2 separate regions of the Homo sapiens genome follow, and region 1 is linked to region 2. Evidence: read pairs that join two places in POLR2A ChIA-PET (ENCODE). Cell type or tissue: GM12878. All regions are shown on one strand. Region 1 overlaps IKZF2 (IKAROS family zinc finger 2). Region 2 has its middle 72 kb from the start of ERBB4.

The links. ChIA-PET counts read pairs that join two places held together with the same protein. Peaks named below come from ENCODE experiments on the same cell type or tissue, not always from the same donor. Only the 100,000 strongest peaks of a DNase experiment are listed, where the experiment ranks them.
Region 1: POLR2A ChIA-PET joins it to region 2 with 5 read pairs; 2 of 35 experiments call an interaction of 5 or more read pairs at or near these places.

What each region holds. Positions count from the first base shown.
Region 1 is chr2:213,141,926-213,146,925 of GRCh38, reverse strand. The region is part of intron 4 of IKZF2 (IKAROS family zinc finger 2); the gene reads left to right. Among named protein-coding and RNA genes, the nearest start is that of IKZF2, 7.2 kb to the left of the region's middle. In GM12878, no CTCF peak of the experiment used is centred here; no DNase peak of the experiment used is centred here; H3K4me3 peaks cover 3,886 bases; H3K27ac peaks cover 589 bases.
Region 2 is chr2:212,608,550-212,613,549 of GRCh38, reverse strand. No RefSeq gene overlaps it. Among named protein-coding and RNA genes, the nearest start is that of ERBB4, 72 kb to the right of the region's middle. In GM12878, no CTCF peak of the experiment used is centred here; no DNase peak of the experiment used is centred here.

The DNA of each region.
Region 1 (5,000 bases), 530 kb before region 2:
CTCAAAAGTAATTTGAAATCTTGTTTTCTTTATACTTTAGATTTATATTTTATTCTTACATGTTATAGAAAGGACATTGGACTTACATGTAAATATAATTAAATTTACAAGTTTTCTGTTTTGGCAATATGTGAAGGAAAGGCATTCTCTTTCCTTCCCCCCCCCCGAAGATTTAATAACTAAGAAAAGTGAATCATGTACTTAATTATGAGCATATTTGTAAATGTATTCTGACTATCCAGAGAGAGCAACTTTTTCTTTTTACTTCTAACAGCTCTCGAAACTGTAAGTTATTATAAAACTGCAAGCTTAGTAATTAGTAAATACTACTGAAATTTAAGCAATTTATATAGAATACCATTGAATACATTTTGCAATTTATTAACTTTAAGTAATTTTAGCTATTGACTTGAAATTATGATTGAGTTTGAATTTGCTTTATTTATTTAAAAGTTGTAATTCTTTTAAGTAATGAGCACTTCCTAAGAAAATTTAATTATAGAAGCAGTCCTTACAATTCCCGTATCATTTAGAAAGAAAAAACTAGTAAAGTTAGCAGGTGAATGTATACTAAATTATCATACTAATCTCATAATGAATCTTTTGCATTCATGTTTTTTGCTAGTTGATTTGATAAAAAATATACTATGACTACAATTTAGGCAATAGAATTTTTACATTTCAATATACTAGTTATTTGGTGTAATGTTTTTATTTCTCAGATAACTCACACAATTTCCTAAAGAGTAAAAAGAGATAATATGTAGTTTCTATTAGTTAGCTATTGGCTTTAGAAACATTGCATGTATAGGGTAGGGAGTAACTGTTAATCAGAGACTTGACTGTCATCCCCTAGACACAACCACAGGAAAATGCTTGTCAAGTGGTTAATTGGCTGCTTTATTTCTGAATTTGATTCTGGTTTTGCAAGTACTTGCTTCAGAAAGGCAGTTCACTCATCTTTTTAAATAAACAGTGCAGAGTGTAGGCATGATCAATTTGAACAAATAAGAACTGTGCTTTTGACATTTGAGCTTTTCTCACCCAACAACAGTAAACTTATGTTTGGTAGAGAGTTTTTTAACTTACTAGCCTGTGGCAATTCCATGTTAGTACAGGTTTTGGCTAAGATGCACGTGTTTTCAGGTTCTTTTCCAAAGAGTTGCAGGTTAAATATTTTGGCTCTCACTTCAGAGCTGTCTCTTGCATCCTTTATGTAGCCTCTATTTACAGTATCTAGGTTACCCACTTAGGTGTTAGATGGAGAAGATACCCATTTTTCCTCTCTGTTAGATCTAGGAGAATATCAGCATTTTAGATTGCCAAAGCAAATAGTGATAGAGAGGAACTCTCGTCTATTAATTAGAACAAGAGACCTAGAATTGGTCACTCTGATGTTTTTCTGTGACTTGGAATAATTTTTTGTGTGCATCTGGCCTGTCAAATCACTTGTGTCTGAGATCACCGGTTTTCCTAAATCCCTTTACATGCATTGTTGACTTTGTTTAATGAAAAGAACTTATTTATTTTCTGCATTTTTTAATATCTTCAAATATACTTCCTGGAGGGTGCCTGCTTCCAAAAACAGAATTGCAATTTTGATTGAAAGTGTTAAAGCTAAAAGTAAATGTGAAAACCTTTAAGACAGTTTCTAGTAGCAGGAAGGAGAGGATGGGAATATATGTGTAAGGAGGAAAAAAGTTATTTTTAAACAGTTAAAAAAATAAAATAAGTAAATTTTTTTTTTTTTTTTAGTAAAACAGCTAACATTCTGGCCAGAAAAGTATCAATAAGGCATGAGAGCTCACTTATTTTGGCTTTAGGAAGGTGGTCAGTACTACTGTAAGGTCCCAGCATTTGTTTAAGCTATTTGGTAACTCTTCTAAGATGAAGGGTTTCTGTGCAACTTGCTGCCAGCTATTGTATAAAAATAATGACGGCAGCTATCATTATTTGACAGTGCTAGAATAGAGCACTGGTGACTTGGGAGGGAGAGAACTAAAAATGTTATAATGCCTGACAGTTTTTGGTTTTAAAATTTAGCATCTAAGATAAACTTAAGAAGAAGTAAGAGGTATTAGTGATCCTAACATTTTATAATGACTACTTCCTATGGTTTTGAATGAATTTTCTTAGAGAACTTTAAACTTTTTCTTCTGGAATGAGGATGTCTTTGTTAAGAAGATGGACATTGTTGCCTGAGATCATTAGTGTACATATTGAGTCTGCTGACAATCTTCGGTGTCAGGGATGACAGTATATGCCTTGATGGCTATTGGAAATACACAGTGTTAAGTGATTTTTAAAAATAGAATCTGGGACTTAAGAATCTGAGACAGACATCTCAGACAGAACAATATAAAAATAATCCATATTGTATTTCGGCCCATCAGATGAAACTTACTTTGTGATTCCTTCTGTTTCTTGGTTAGCTCATTTCCAATTCTTGCATAGTTGTTCAGTATTGGTTTCAGACTGTTCTATACTGGCAGGTGACTATTTTGAAAATTGTTTAAAGTTCAAAATTTTTAAATTAATTTTATTTTTCTTATCTATTTTTTTATAATGTTTATGTATAAATTTACTTTGCAGGTAGTTACTTAAATGGGTATGAAAATACATCATGATGCAAAATTTGTTTCTATTACTTTAAAGCTGTTAAGTGGATCAACTGTACAGTCAATGCTATTTATCAGTCTGATGGCCAGGTGGCATGTATGGAATCGGAAGAAGTAGTAAGTCTAGTTTTACAAGGCTCTGACCAATAATCAGGTCAGGGAATCTAGTTTATTCTTTTCAGAGTACTTCACATTAATTTTTTTCTTAGCTAGTTTCCATTTTTAGAACCTAGCGAAGCAGAAGTATATTATGATTTCTATTTTTCATATGTGGAAATTGAGGCTTGAAGAAATCAATTTACCTCTTAGAGAACTTAGCAGAAAGATGAAGTTATCAGGATTGGGACATAAAATTGTGATATTACCTTGTGGGTTAGTTAGATAACTGCTATCTCTACAATGTCACCTTCTCAGGGTGTCTGCCGTGTCCAATACTGGCCCATATTTTTGTGACAAATATCTCAGAAATAGAAGAGTTATTATGAGGGTGGAGTGATATCAGATTATCTTTTCAGGCGGGTGTTCTAATGCACTTTTTGAAATAGAGCCTATATTATGGGACTTACCAGCTTTCTGAGTTTTCTTCTGTAGCTTAGTTTGGCAGTCACCCTTGCTTGGATTTCTGTAGGACACACCCTAATATAACACCAGATGGGCTTGATAGAAAATCTTCTGTTTTAAGTCGCCATACTTAGGTTTGTGTATATACCCAATGTACTTTACATTTAGTTCTTGTTTATTAGGGAATTAAATAAAAATAGTTCTGATTTAATTTCTTTACAGGTATCAGAGATAAATGTCATAACTATGTACCAAAAGAGAAAAAAAGGGAAAAAAAAGGAAAGTAAAAGAGGTATAGATTTGTTGGTAATCAACAGCAAAAGTGCTGTAACTTTTTCTTTGCACCTCATTCCGCTCCCAACTCCCTATCTTTTTAGTCTGCTTAGTACTGAGAATTAAAGTCCGTTTTCAAAAAACAAAACAACGTATGGCAGAAAGATTATCCTTATCATCTCTATCTTTGTTCAAAATCTGTCTTTCCCACTAGAAGTACTTTTTTAAAAAAAGGTAACACCATTGATTGTGTTCTATTGAGAGTCTTCCTGTAAGCCATAATGAATTTTCATCTCTGGGTTCCGTGCTCTTCTCTCCTAACTTTTGACATGTTGATATATTTTGAATATTTACATATTTTTATCATATTTGGAAATATCAATAGCAGAGTTCCAGTCCTAAAATGAGGTAGAATATGTTGTTTTTCTTTACTTTTTTCCCTTCTTATCTGTTTATGTTAAATGTATTTGTTGGCCTGTTGGTATTTTCCTTTTGCGAATTAATTGAGACCCAATATACCTCTGTTTTGATATAGGTAAGGAATATTTAGGGATGGTTTCCTTTATTATAAATGTTATAATCACCACTAGAGCGAGAGAAGGTAGAGGGGCATCCTTTATTGAGTGCACTTAGTATGCTAGATGCTTTACTTATTATTTCACTTTGTCTCCACATCAATTCTGTGAGGTAGGCATGTAATTACTCTATTTTATAACACTTAAAACTGAGGCTCAGAAGCAGTAGACTGTGAGTGGTTAAAAATATGGGCTTTGCAATTATGCTGGCCTGGGTTAGAATTCCTGCTTTGCTGTGTGACCTTGGCCATGTCACTTCACATCTCTGAGCTCCAGTTTCCTTATCCGTAGAATAGGGATAAGCAATACCTACCTCAATGGGCTGTTGTGAGATTTCAATAAGGCAATACATGCAAAATGCTCAGCACAACTTCTGGCACATGCTAAGACTCAATAAATAATCACTGCTGCTATTACTCAGAGCAGTCAAGTTACTTTTTTATGGACCTATGACTTGTAAGAAAAAGGGTTTGTTTTCAAATCCAAGTCTATTTGAAATCTGGGTCTTTTGCTCTTTTCTGTATATTGCACAGGTCCAGGGAAGAAAGATAGGGATTTCTGATAATTTAGGGTAAAAATTGAAGCAGGAACCCTCCGTTATTTAAAGCATCTATGAAGATTTTGGTTAAGAAAGAAATAGAGTTTGTCTATATGTCAGAATTGGGGAGGGGGGTGGCGCTCAACATTCCTGAGTATAGTTTTGTGGTTTTGATGATATGTAAAGCAAATCACTGCATATTATTGGTGTTCCAGATATACCAGTCATTACAAATAACAAAAGAAAAAAATTCCCTTAATAGAGTAACCTATTCCTACAGAGAATCAATTCTTAGAGAGTCCTCATCTAAAATCTAACCTCATTTGATGCTTCTGGTAGTACCATAAATTCTCACTTGATGATACCTAATAAAATTGTTGGTTTAATTGTTGATTGTGCACTTCGGGGGTAGTAGTTTAGATGTTCTAAATTTGA
Region 2 (5,000 bases):
TTACATTCCCACTAACAGTGTATAAGGATTCCTTTTGCCAACACTTATCTTTTGTCTTTCTGATAATAGCCACTCTAACAGATGTGAGATGATAGCTCCTTGTGGTTTCGATTTGCATTTCTCTGATAATTAGTGTATTTGTATAATACAAATGTCAAAGTACTATCACGGAATTACAGATAAAAGTATAGGTGGAATTGTGATACCCTTTTTAAGTGTATGATCATTGCTTTTAACTATGTAGTTGATTTAGTTAAGGTAATGCTAGCTGCTGTGACACATAGATGCAATCTGTGTCATAATAGATGTTTTCATGACGCTCACAAAGAGTACAATCAGTGTAAGCATGTGGTGGTGTTTAGGATTCTGCTTTCTACACCATTTAGGGTTCCAGGCTTCTTTAGCATTCATATTTCAAGGTCTTTGGGGCTTGACATCCAAGAGGAAGACAGAAAAAAGAGCATATGATAACATGGGTGTTTATGGGTCAGACCTTGAAGTGGCATATATGCCACTAAATTCTTTTGAACAGGGCTATTCTTTTCTCCAGGATTCATGTAGTGAAGTCGTGAACCCCAGTATCTCAGAATGTAATCTTATTTTGAAATAGCATTTATATATGTAATTATTAATAGTTAAGATGAGGTCACACTGGAGTAGGGTTGGCCCCTAATTCCATAGGATTGGTATCTTTATAAAAAGGGGAAATCTGGAGATAGACATATATACAGGAAAAGCACCAAGTGAACATGAATTCAGAGATCAAGGTGATGCATCTCCAAGCCAAGCAACAGCAAAGATTACCAGCAGCAACCAGCTAGGAGAGAAGCATGGAGCATTTCTCTCACATCTCTCAGAAGGAACCAACCCTGCCAACACCTTGATCTCAGATTTCTCCAAGGTGGATAACAGGAAGTCTCTTCCAATCACTGCAGCGGGTGGATAGTCCAGGATCTTTAGGTGATGGAGTCTTCTTGATTAAGTCCAGAAGGGGGATTTCAGGTCATGTGAACTATAAGACAAACTGTTACCACCCTTACTTTTGGCCTTCCCCACCCATACAGAGTCAAGATTCAATCAGGAGTCGAATCACACCAGCCATTTTAAAGATGAGAATTCAATATGAAATGTTCATAACTAGTCTTGGAAGAACTAAGGGTCAAAAAAGAATTCCTAAGGTGTTACAGAGCTAGCAACTGCGGGAAAAAGCTACCACCACTAGGGCTGAAGGGGTGAGGAGAAAAAAAATGAATTATTGAAATTTAGAAGCTTGGAGGAGAGGTTCTGTGATGTTGAAATTCAGAATCGAAAAAAGAGAAGCTGATCAGCTGATGCTGGCCCCCATGAATTGGAAGGAAGGGGCTCCGTAGGGTTAGGACCCTGACTTTTCAGAAAGGGGTATAATTCAGCTGGTAACAATAATTTGGAGAAATTGCAATGAAGCTTGTTTTGCAAGTATTGGAAAAATTGCAAACTTGATTAATCTGCTGTCGCTGGAATGGACTGCCATTTCCAGGGTAAAGAAGTGAGGCTGGAGTGGCACAGAAAGAAACAAGAAACGAACAAGAAATATAGTGTCCCTTTCATCACTTCAAGCCTTTTTGTCTCCTGATAGTATCATCTTTTGACTTAGCTTACCAGGGAACCAGTTGGCAAAGCAAAAATGTGTTTGCAGAATCTCAGCAACAACATCACAAAACAGCATATAGGGAGAGGGTTGGAACCTGAAAGATAAGACACCCAATTTTCAGTGATGGAACAGACACAGGATAAGTGCAATAAAACTCCCCATTCAGAAAAGAGAATGTGAGACACAGAGTAGTCACTGGTCCATAACCAATGAGAGTTATTCAGAGTCAGCTGGGCAGGATGCATGAAGACTTTCTTCTGTCAGGGTGGGTGAAACTCTTTAATTATACCTCAGTTCAACAATCTGAGAGAAATTCGATTGCCCACTTGTGTTAGTGATCTGCAAGACCATCCCCAGCTTAGATGATTTGCTAGGAACATTCGCAGGACTCAGGATATAATCATACTCAGGATATAGTCAGCTATGATTTATTACAGTGAGATCATACAAAGCAAAATCAGCAAAGTGTAAGGCACATGGGGTGACGTCTGGAGGAAACCAGGTGTAAGCTTCCAAGAGTTCTTTCCCAGTGGATTCACACCAGACATGCTTAGTCCCCCCAGCAAGTTGTGGCGATCCATGTGAAGTGTTGTCTAGCAGGGAAGTTCATCTGAGATTAAATAGCTGGGTTGTTAATGAGGGCTGGTCATGGAGGCACCCGCTGCCTAGCACATACCAAAATTACAGTCTCCCTGAAGGAAAGCAAAACCATATGGTTTCATGAATATTTTAGGCACAGCGAGCCATTCTTATCAGGAAATGGTGAGAACCCTCCTCATAACTGTTCCCAGACACCAGCCAAGGGCCAAAATTTCAGTCAGGACTTGCTAAAGGTGGCAATCTCAGCTCTGCTATGTTAACTTTTTCTGCATACTATTGCACTTTGAGACTCATTTGCTACTCTAGAGTTATCATATGTAAAACTTTCCTAAAGGTTTTTCCATTGCATATCCACATTTCCAGCCTCTCCCAAAACAATTTCCTTACATCTCATTACTTAGCCATTTGGCAGAGTCACATACTTTAGGTTTTTGCTTGGCAGTACCTTCCCTCTTTGCCTTTTTAAACCAAGTTTTGTGTTGGTTTAGATTTTGTCAAGAAAACAGAAACAACTTAAAAGTGTTCAAGCGGGAAAGTATATTTATAGGACAACAGTTAATACAGTAAGGTAGATGCCCACAAATCCATAATAAAGGAAGGACAACTGAGTCAGAAAGTCCTCTTCTAGACCGTGGGGTCATATCTAGTTTGCAAGGAGCCCAGAAGTTGCAGGAACCACTGGAAGCACCAGTGATGCTCAAGGCTGCCTCCACCACTAAGGTGGATAATTTTCTAGATAATACTTTTGCAAAACCTCCCATCTGTCAAAATCCCCATCTCTCTCAAGTACTACTGAAGAAGCAATAATTTCACAAAAGCTTCTCTTTTACCCTCAAAGTCCAAAGCAAGAGTCTCTCATTGTGGATTCCAATAGCAGGGTTTCTTGGAAATTTAGTTTCAATCATTTAGCTCCTGCAATACAGGCCCTACAAGGGAGAAAATTACAAGTTACCAAGACAATTCAAATAGTAGTTTTATTTTTAAGTATATGTGCATTCACTATACTTTTATCAACATATTTTTTGAAATGAAGTTTGTGTGGTATTAAAACTAACAGAATAAATGGCTTTTAAGAGTAATTAAAATCATCAACAAGTTAAGGGATACTTAACAGGCTGACAAATAAAACATAAAATTCTGATGATTATGAGGACATAAAAAGGTTTTATAACACACAAAATAAAATTAAAATACATCAATGTATTTCACAAAAAAAAAATGGGTTCTGCATTATAAAGCAACATATTAGCGGAACTACAGTTGTAAAATTAGCCCTAAAAATATTCATATTATAGTAATGGGAAATGGAGTTTGTATAAATGCAAAGTAGTAAGCAATTCATGGAAGGAGGTTTTTCATAATCTATTTCTAGTATAAAATGTTTTTAAAGATTCTTTCGCTTGGCTTTCAATTGATCATTGTTTATCTATTTCTATACTCTTTTTATCATCCTTGTAAAAAACAATTTAATATAATTTAAGTGTATATAAAAGTTTCTACGAACTCTACACACACATTGACATTGAGTCAAGGTCCATTTGTCTATGTCAAGGAAACATTATTTTAATCTACTGTATTCAAAGATCTAGGAATTGCGTAACACAGCTTCTCACCATCTTTAGCGAAAGGAGTGATTCTTCCCTGTGCTGAGAGTTTTCCATTTGCCTATTCAAATGACCTTTGTATCTTCTCCTCCCTGTCTTGTGCCCTGGAAGGTGGACTTCCACAGACCACATCAATGGGTTTTCTTGCCCTTGGCTTCCAGTTGTATTTAGCCAATGGGAGGTACTGGTGGTAGCAGATGGGAATGTGTAAAAAAAGTCCACAGTATTTATTCCTCCAGGCAATTTGCCACAACTCCTGCCAAGCAGCCTTCTCCATATAATTTTTTTCTCCAGATTTCAGTAACTATTCTTTCCTCATGTTCTTCGGACCCATGGGTAATAACAGCTCCCCAGCAATGCTGTCCTTGGGGAATTGCACTATATCTTGCAGTATCTCTTCCATAAACCCTGTACACACCTTCATACTTTGTCCTTTCTATTAAACTGTCTTCTATTAGCAAGTTTCAATGTGTCATGTGTGTTCTTCTAGGGCTTTGATTAATATAATGTCCTTTGCAAGCTATGCAATGGAAAGAATTGCTATGACTAATAAAAAATATGCTAATAAACTGGACTCCAGCAGGTTTCTAGATTTGTGATTTAACTGGCCTCTCTGAGAATATCTGGCCTTGAAGTCAAGTCTGCAATATAGCTATATCTAAAATGCAATGAATTCATTTCTAATCTACCAATAAATACTTTCTAATCTCTTACTACGCATGCTGTCATATGTTTGGTGCTAATAGGAGTAAAACAGTACAAGGCATGACCACAGACTTCAAGGTGCTTTCTCTAACTTTGTTTTGAGATGCAGTTTAGTTCTTATTGCCCAGGCTGGAGTGCAATGGTGCAACCTCAGCTCACGGCAACCTCCACCTCCTGGGTTCAAGCGATTCTCCTGCCTCAGCCTCCCAAGTACCTGGGATTACAGGCGCATGCCACCACGCCCGGCTAATTTTGTATTTTTAGTAGAGATGAGGTTTCTCCATGTTGGTCAGGCTGGTTTCGAACTCCTGACCTCAGGTGATCCGCCCGCCTCAGCCTCCCAAAATGCTGGGATTACAGTTGTGAGCCACCACTCCCGGCTGGTGCTTTCTCTCTTAACTGAGTGTTCTATAGACCTTTTCTTAAAATCTTTTATCTGTCACCAGTCTAATGAGCCATAT